Regions from separate parts of the Homo sapiens genome. Here region 1 is linked to region 2. A link is a contact called in ENCODE Hi-C or POLR2A ChIA-PET data. All regions are on one chromosome and are shown on one strand. Each heading gives the region's core, a stretch centred on a gene start or an enhancer-like site at or near the end of the contact. The rest is flanking DNA. Distances are from core to core; before and after follow the strand shown.

Region 1 (2,793 bases), core at 89-2,588, 40 kb after region 2:
AGGGACAGAGATGAGGCTGGAGTTACAGGGACAGGTGGACAGGCAGAAAGACAGCAAAGGGAGGGACAGACAGACAGGAACAGAAGGACATGGAGGCTGAGGGAGAGGGGAGAAAGAGCAAGATAGACAGGGAGACACAGAGAAAAAGAATAAGAGAGACCAAGGGGATAATGCAGGTTTATCAACAGAGACAGGGACGGAGAGGAGCAGATGGAGAATGAAAGAGTGGTATTCAGGAAAGTAGGCAGAAATGCCACAGCCTAAGGCCCACAGGAAAAGAAACTGAGGTACAGAGAAGCCAGACAAAGACCAATGGTGTGTAGAGAGATGGTGAGTGCTGGGTTTGTTGGCTCACGCCTGCAATCCCAGCACTTTGGGAGGCCGAGGTGGGAGGATTGCTTGAGGCCAGGAGTTTGAAGCCAGCCTGGGCAACATAGAGCGACTCCATCTCTACGAAAATAAAAAAATTAGCTGGGCATCGTGGTATGTGCCTGTAAAGTCTCAGCTACTGGGGAGGCTGAGGAGGGAGGATCCCTTGAGCACAGGAGGTCAAGGCTGCAGTGAGCTGTGATCATGCCACTGCACTCCAGCCTGGGCGACAGAGTGAGACCCTGTCTCAACCAAAAAAAAAAAAAAGGAAAAAAAAAAGAAAAAAATCCCAAACCCCAAACTCCACCAAAAACAGAAAAACAAAACACCCTTTCTAATAAGTCTGCCTATTTTCAGTGCTGGAAGCAGCCCCTGCCACCTCCGCCCCCAAAAAGAGGAGAATATCATGTCTGACAACACAGAGACAGAGAGGCCACAGACAAGACTTGACCAAGTCAAAGAGAGAGAAACAGGGGAAACTGAGGCAGAAACCGAGACCAATGAGGCACTACAGAGATAAACTAGCTGTCGGACAGACTGTTGTGGAGAGAAAGGGGGACCCAGGAGAGGGATCCCGAAAGCTCCGTGCCTCTCTTTTTTCAGACGATCTCTCAGGACCATCTGACAGTGCTCTCCTTCCTCTTTGATGCCTCTCTCTTGGGATACTAGCTGAAGCTGGAGAGACACCAGTTAGACCTAAGGAAGGACTTCCCTGAGGAGTAGGGGCTTATGGTCACCGGCAGGAGCTGGGGCCTCCCTTCCCCATCAGCCCTAATTGCCAAGATGTCATGGGGGGAAGAGGAGGGGATTAAGCAGACGGGTGCCCCTCCCCCTCCCAGCCAATGTCACCTCCTGGTGCCCAGTCGAGTCCCCCACCTTGGCCGGGATTACCCTCCGAGTTCCAGGCCATGACAAATGACATCACTCCCGGCCCAGGCTTAAAATCTCCCCATGTGAGGGGATGTGTTTCCTTCAGCCTCTGCTGTCTGGCCGCTCTGTCTAGGTCCTGGGCCACGGGAGAGCCCCGTCCCTCCTTTCTGAAGGTGAGCGTCTGCAGGAGAGGCGGAGGGGACCGAGGAGGGGAGAAAAAAGAGAGGGGAGAAGTTGGGTTTATCTTATTCGTGGCTGTGTTTGCCGTGCTCTGCAGGTGATGTTTGCTGAATAGTCACACACAAAACAGAGGTGCCGTCCTGGCATTTGTGGAAACGGGGCTAGGCTGTGATTGCAGCAGGAGGGAGTAAGGTTAGACAGCAGGGACTGGCTGATGGCACTCGGGGCATTGGGAGGATTCAGGGTGGCTTGTGGGCAAGGGGGTCCCCTCAAGCCCTGACGGCATCCGGGGTTGGGGGCTTCTCACCGTGGTTCTAAGGCAACTCCTCAGCATACCGCTCTGTTGGATGTTCTTTAAAACTCTTAGCACTGCCTGAAATTTTCATTTGCGCGATGATCCACAAATGGCCTGTCTCCCTCCCTTGTTGAGCACTGATTTTTCCCCAGTGCCCAGCGTGTGGTTGGGATTTGCCTAAATATGTGTTGCATAGATGGATGGATGAATGACAGACAAGGGACGGAACAGACATATACGCAGAGAGCCCAGGTCTGTGGCTGCAACAGGAAGAACTCCGGGTGGACTTGGGCCTGCCCGAGAGAGCCAGGAATGTGATGACTGGGGATCACTGTGCTGGTGAATTGATCACTTAGGGCCTCAATGCACCCAGAGGCTCTGGCTTTCAGCCCAGGCTCTACTTCGGGACTGGGGAATCCTCACGCCCCCGCCCTCTTAGCTTCCAGCACAGTCACTCTCTCTGATCTTCTTTCTGCAAAGTTTTTTTTTGTTTGTTTTTGAGATGGAGTCTTGCTCTGTTGCCCAAGCTGGAGTGCAGTGCCACGATCTCCACTCACTGCAACCTCTACCTCCTAGGTCCAAGGAGTCCATCCACCTCAGCCTCTTGAGTAGCTGGAATTACAGGCGCGTGCCCCCATGCCCAGCTATTTTTTGTATTTTTAGTAGAGATGGGGGGTCTCTCCATGTTGTCCAGGCTGGTCTCGAACTCCTGACCTCAAGTGATCAGCCCGCCTGAGCCTCCCAAAGTGCTGGGATTATGGGTATGAGCCTCTGCGCCCAGCCGGTCTCCTGCAAAACTCTTGATTGACACCTTGTTTCCCGTCTGCCCCTGTCAGGAGGGCTGAGGCCTTGTCTGTCTTGCTCTCGGCTGTATTCCCAGTGCTTGGGTCAGTCCTAGACACACAGTGAGTGCTCAGTGAATATGCAGGGAATGAATGAATGAATGAAGGGCAGAAGGGTAGAAGCAGGTAGACAGACTGCCACAGAGAGGAGGTGTGATGCGGTTTTCCCAAAAGGAACGAGCGAGGGCTGTGATTGCCACAGAGTGAGGTCCGACTTCAGGGCTGCCCACTGTGTGT
Region 2 (2,761 bases), core at 96-2,595:
GGGGCATTCCTGGGAGCTGGGGAGGGGTAGAGTGCATATTGGGAGGGGGCTGACTGGTATGACCCCTGCTGTGACCTCTCACCGCGTTTTCAGTATCTTCAGCTCAAGAAGAAGTTAGAAGATGAGTTCCCCGGCCGCCTGGACATCGTGAGTCTTGGGATGGGGAGAAAGACTTGAGCACAGCCACTGTGTCGGTCCGTTAGGCCTGGATGGCACTGCAGGGGGGTTAGGTCAGCCCTACGCCCTTCACCCATGTTCTCATCCCCCTGGGAAGGGGAGGGTCTCCCCAAGAGGACATCTTAGCCCCTCCAACATCTCCCCTACCCCCTTTCCTCAGTGCGGCGAGGGAACTCCCCAGGCCACCGGGTTCTTTGAAGTGATGGTAGCCGGGAAGTTGATTCACTCTAAGAAGGTATGTCTGTCTGTCCGTCCTGCCTGGTTTTGGGGCTAGCATGGGGTTGGGGCTGAGGTTGGTGTCTCGGTCCCAGCTCACCCCTTCCCTCTTCCTCCCCTCCCTAGAAAGGCGATGGCTACGTGGACACAGAAAGCAAGTTTCTGAAGTTGGTGGCCGCCATCAAAGCCGCCTTGGCTCAGGGCTAATGCGCCCTGAAGGCAGAGGTGAGGGGGCCCACTAGACAGGGACACCACCCTTTGGATCTTCTCCCTGCCCCATGCTCTGACTCCTTGGCCCAGGGTGGAGAGCCTGGGAGATGGGGGGGACATCACGTGTGTCCCCAGAGCGAGCGGGATAAAGTTAGACCCGGTTGGTGGAGGACAACAACTGAGATGGGGTCAGAGGTGTGCAGGGTGACAGCTGAGATGGTGATGGGTCAGAGATATGCAGGATGACAGCTGAGATGGGGTCAAAGGTATGCAGGATGACAGCTGAGATGGTGATGGGTCAGAGGTGTGCAGGATGACAGCTGAGATGGTGATGGGTCAAAGGTATGCAGGATGACGGCTGAGATGGTGATGGGTCAGAGGTGTGCAGGATGACGGCTGAGATGCTGATGAGTCAGAGGTGTGCAGGATGATGGCTGAGATGGTGATGGGTCAGAGGTGTGCAGGATGACGGCTGAGATGGTGATGGGTCAGAGATGTGCAGGATGACAGCTGAGATGGGGTCAGAGGTGTGCAGGATGACAGCTGAGATAGGGTCAGAGGTATGCAGGATGACAGCTGAGATGGGGTATGCAAGATGACAGCTGAGTTGGTGGTGGGGTCAGAGGGCTGCCCTAAAACAGCTCTCCTGGTTTGGGAATGAAAAGTGCTAGCAACCCAACGGTTCAGAATCCGGAACTCTAGGTCTTTGTCCCATTGCCAAGAAACAGTTCCCAACCCAGCAGGTCATGTGACAGCGTCCGGCCAAGTTCCCAGCATGTTTTGAGACAGAATTTCCTTGCTCCACAATTTCGAGTAGGTCACTAATTATCACCGGGCTCTGAACCTGAGAATTAGTTCTAGGAATATTCCAGACCTGATCCAGCTCCAGAAACTTACCCACTTTGGAACTGAACATGAGTCCAAGAATGCTCTAGAAACAAATGCTAACTCTAGAATGGATTGTCTGCTCCAAAAAAACCCTAGAGCTGACTCCCAGTTCTCCCCATAGAGCCGAGAATGAAATACACCACCAGCTCCCAACACACTGTAAACCTGAGCCCCCCTTCCCAACCCAGCAATTGAAAAATGTGAACCAGCTCCTAAGCACTAGAATTGACCACTAGTTCCTGGAGTTGGCTACTGGTTCCTTATCACTGTTTTTCTTTCTTTCTTTCTTTTTTTTTTGAGATGGAGTCTTGCTCTGTCTCCCGGGCTGGAGTGCAGTGGCGCGATCTCGGCTCACTGCAGCCTCTGCCTCCCGAGTTCAAGCAATTCTCCTGTGTCAGCCTCCCAAGTAGCTGGGATTACAGGCACATGCCACTATGCCCGGCTAATTTTTGTATTTTTAGTAGGTCTGATCCTGTTGGCCAGGCTGGTCTTCAGGTGATCCACCTGCCTTGGCCTTCCAAAGTGTTGGGATTACAGGCGTGAGCCACCGTGCTTGGCCTCCTTAAGCACTCTGAACCAAGTATTGTTTCCAGCCTAATACATTGTGGAACAAGTGGCAATTTCTATATGAACCTCAGGAACAAAGAACTACTTTCCAGCACCTTCTGAGTCTGATTTTCCAGTTTGTAAGCCAGTATGGTCCAGATAAGCGTGAAACCCAACCCATTCTAGAACAGTTACTAGCCCTTTTTCTGGTCTCTGGCACTGCAGGGCCTGGAGCATAGTTTATTTTTTGAGGTGGAGTCTCGCTCTGTCGCCCAGGCTGGAGTACAGTAGTGTGATCTCGGCTCACTGCAACATCTGCCTCCTGGGTTCAAGGGATTCTTGTGTCTCAGCCTCGTGAGTAGCTGGAATTACAGATGTCTGCCACCATGCTGGGCAAATTTTTTTTTTTTTTTCTAAGACGGAGTCTCTGTCGCCCAGGCTGGAGTGCAGTGGCGTGATCTCGGCTCACTGCAAGCTCCGCCTCCCGGGTTCACGCCATTCTCCTGCCTCAGCCTCCCAAGTAGCTGGGACTACAAGCGCCTGCCACCACGCCTGGCTAATTTTTTGTATTTTTTAGTAGAGACGGGGTTTCACCGTGTTAGCCAGGCTGGTTTTGAACTCTTGACCTCAGGTGATCCGCCTGCTTCGGCCTCCCGAAGTGCTGGGATTATAGGCGTGAGCCACTGCGCCTGGCCATACTTTTTACTCCCCTCTAACCTTCAGC

What was found. A loop is a pair of places that touch in the nucleus more often than their neighbours do. ChIA-PET counts read pairs that join two places held with the same protein, here RNA polymerase II (POLR2A). Pooled maps may share reads with other maps.
Region 1: POLR2A ChIA-PET joins it to region 2 with 13 read pairs in WTC11. The contact joins the promoter of CRX here to the enhancer-like site in region 2. A Hi-C loop is called at or near these places in 3 of 50 pooled maps. POLR2A ChIA-PET finds 5 or more read pairs at or near these places in 5 of 52 experiments (BJ, PC-9, WTC11 and 2 more).

What each region holds. Positions count from the first base shown.
Region 1 is chr19:47,820,599-47,823,391 of GRCh38, forward strand. It overlaps CRX (cone-rod homeobox), which reads left to right and starts at 1,339. Exons shown (of 4, transcript NM_000554.6): 1 at 1,339-1,412.
Region 2 is chr19:47,780,771-47,783,531 of GRCh38, forward strand. SELENOW (selenoprotein W) reads left to right here. Exons shown (of 6, transcript NM_003009.4): 3 at 94-147; 4 at 338-412; 5 at 520-618. The coding sequence ends at 600. Among named protein-coding and RNA genes, the nearest start is that of SELENOW, 3.4 kb to the left of the region's middle. RefSeq lists an enhancer at 298-883. Within about 2 kb of position 1,346, at least 11 of the 41 ENCODE cell types and tissues checked have a DNase peak (open chromatin) inside an H3K27ac peak, as active enhancers do.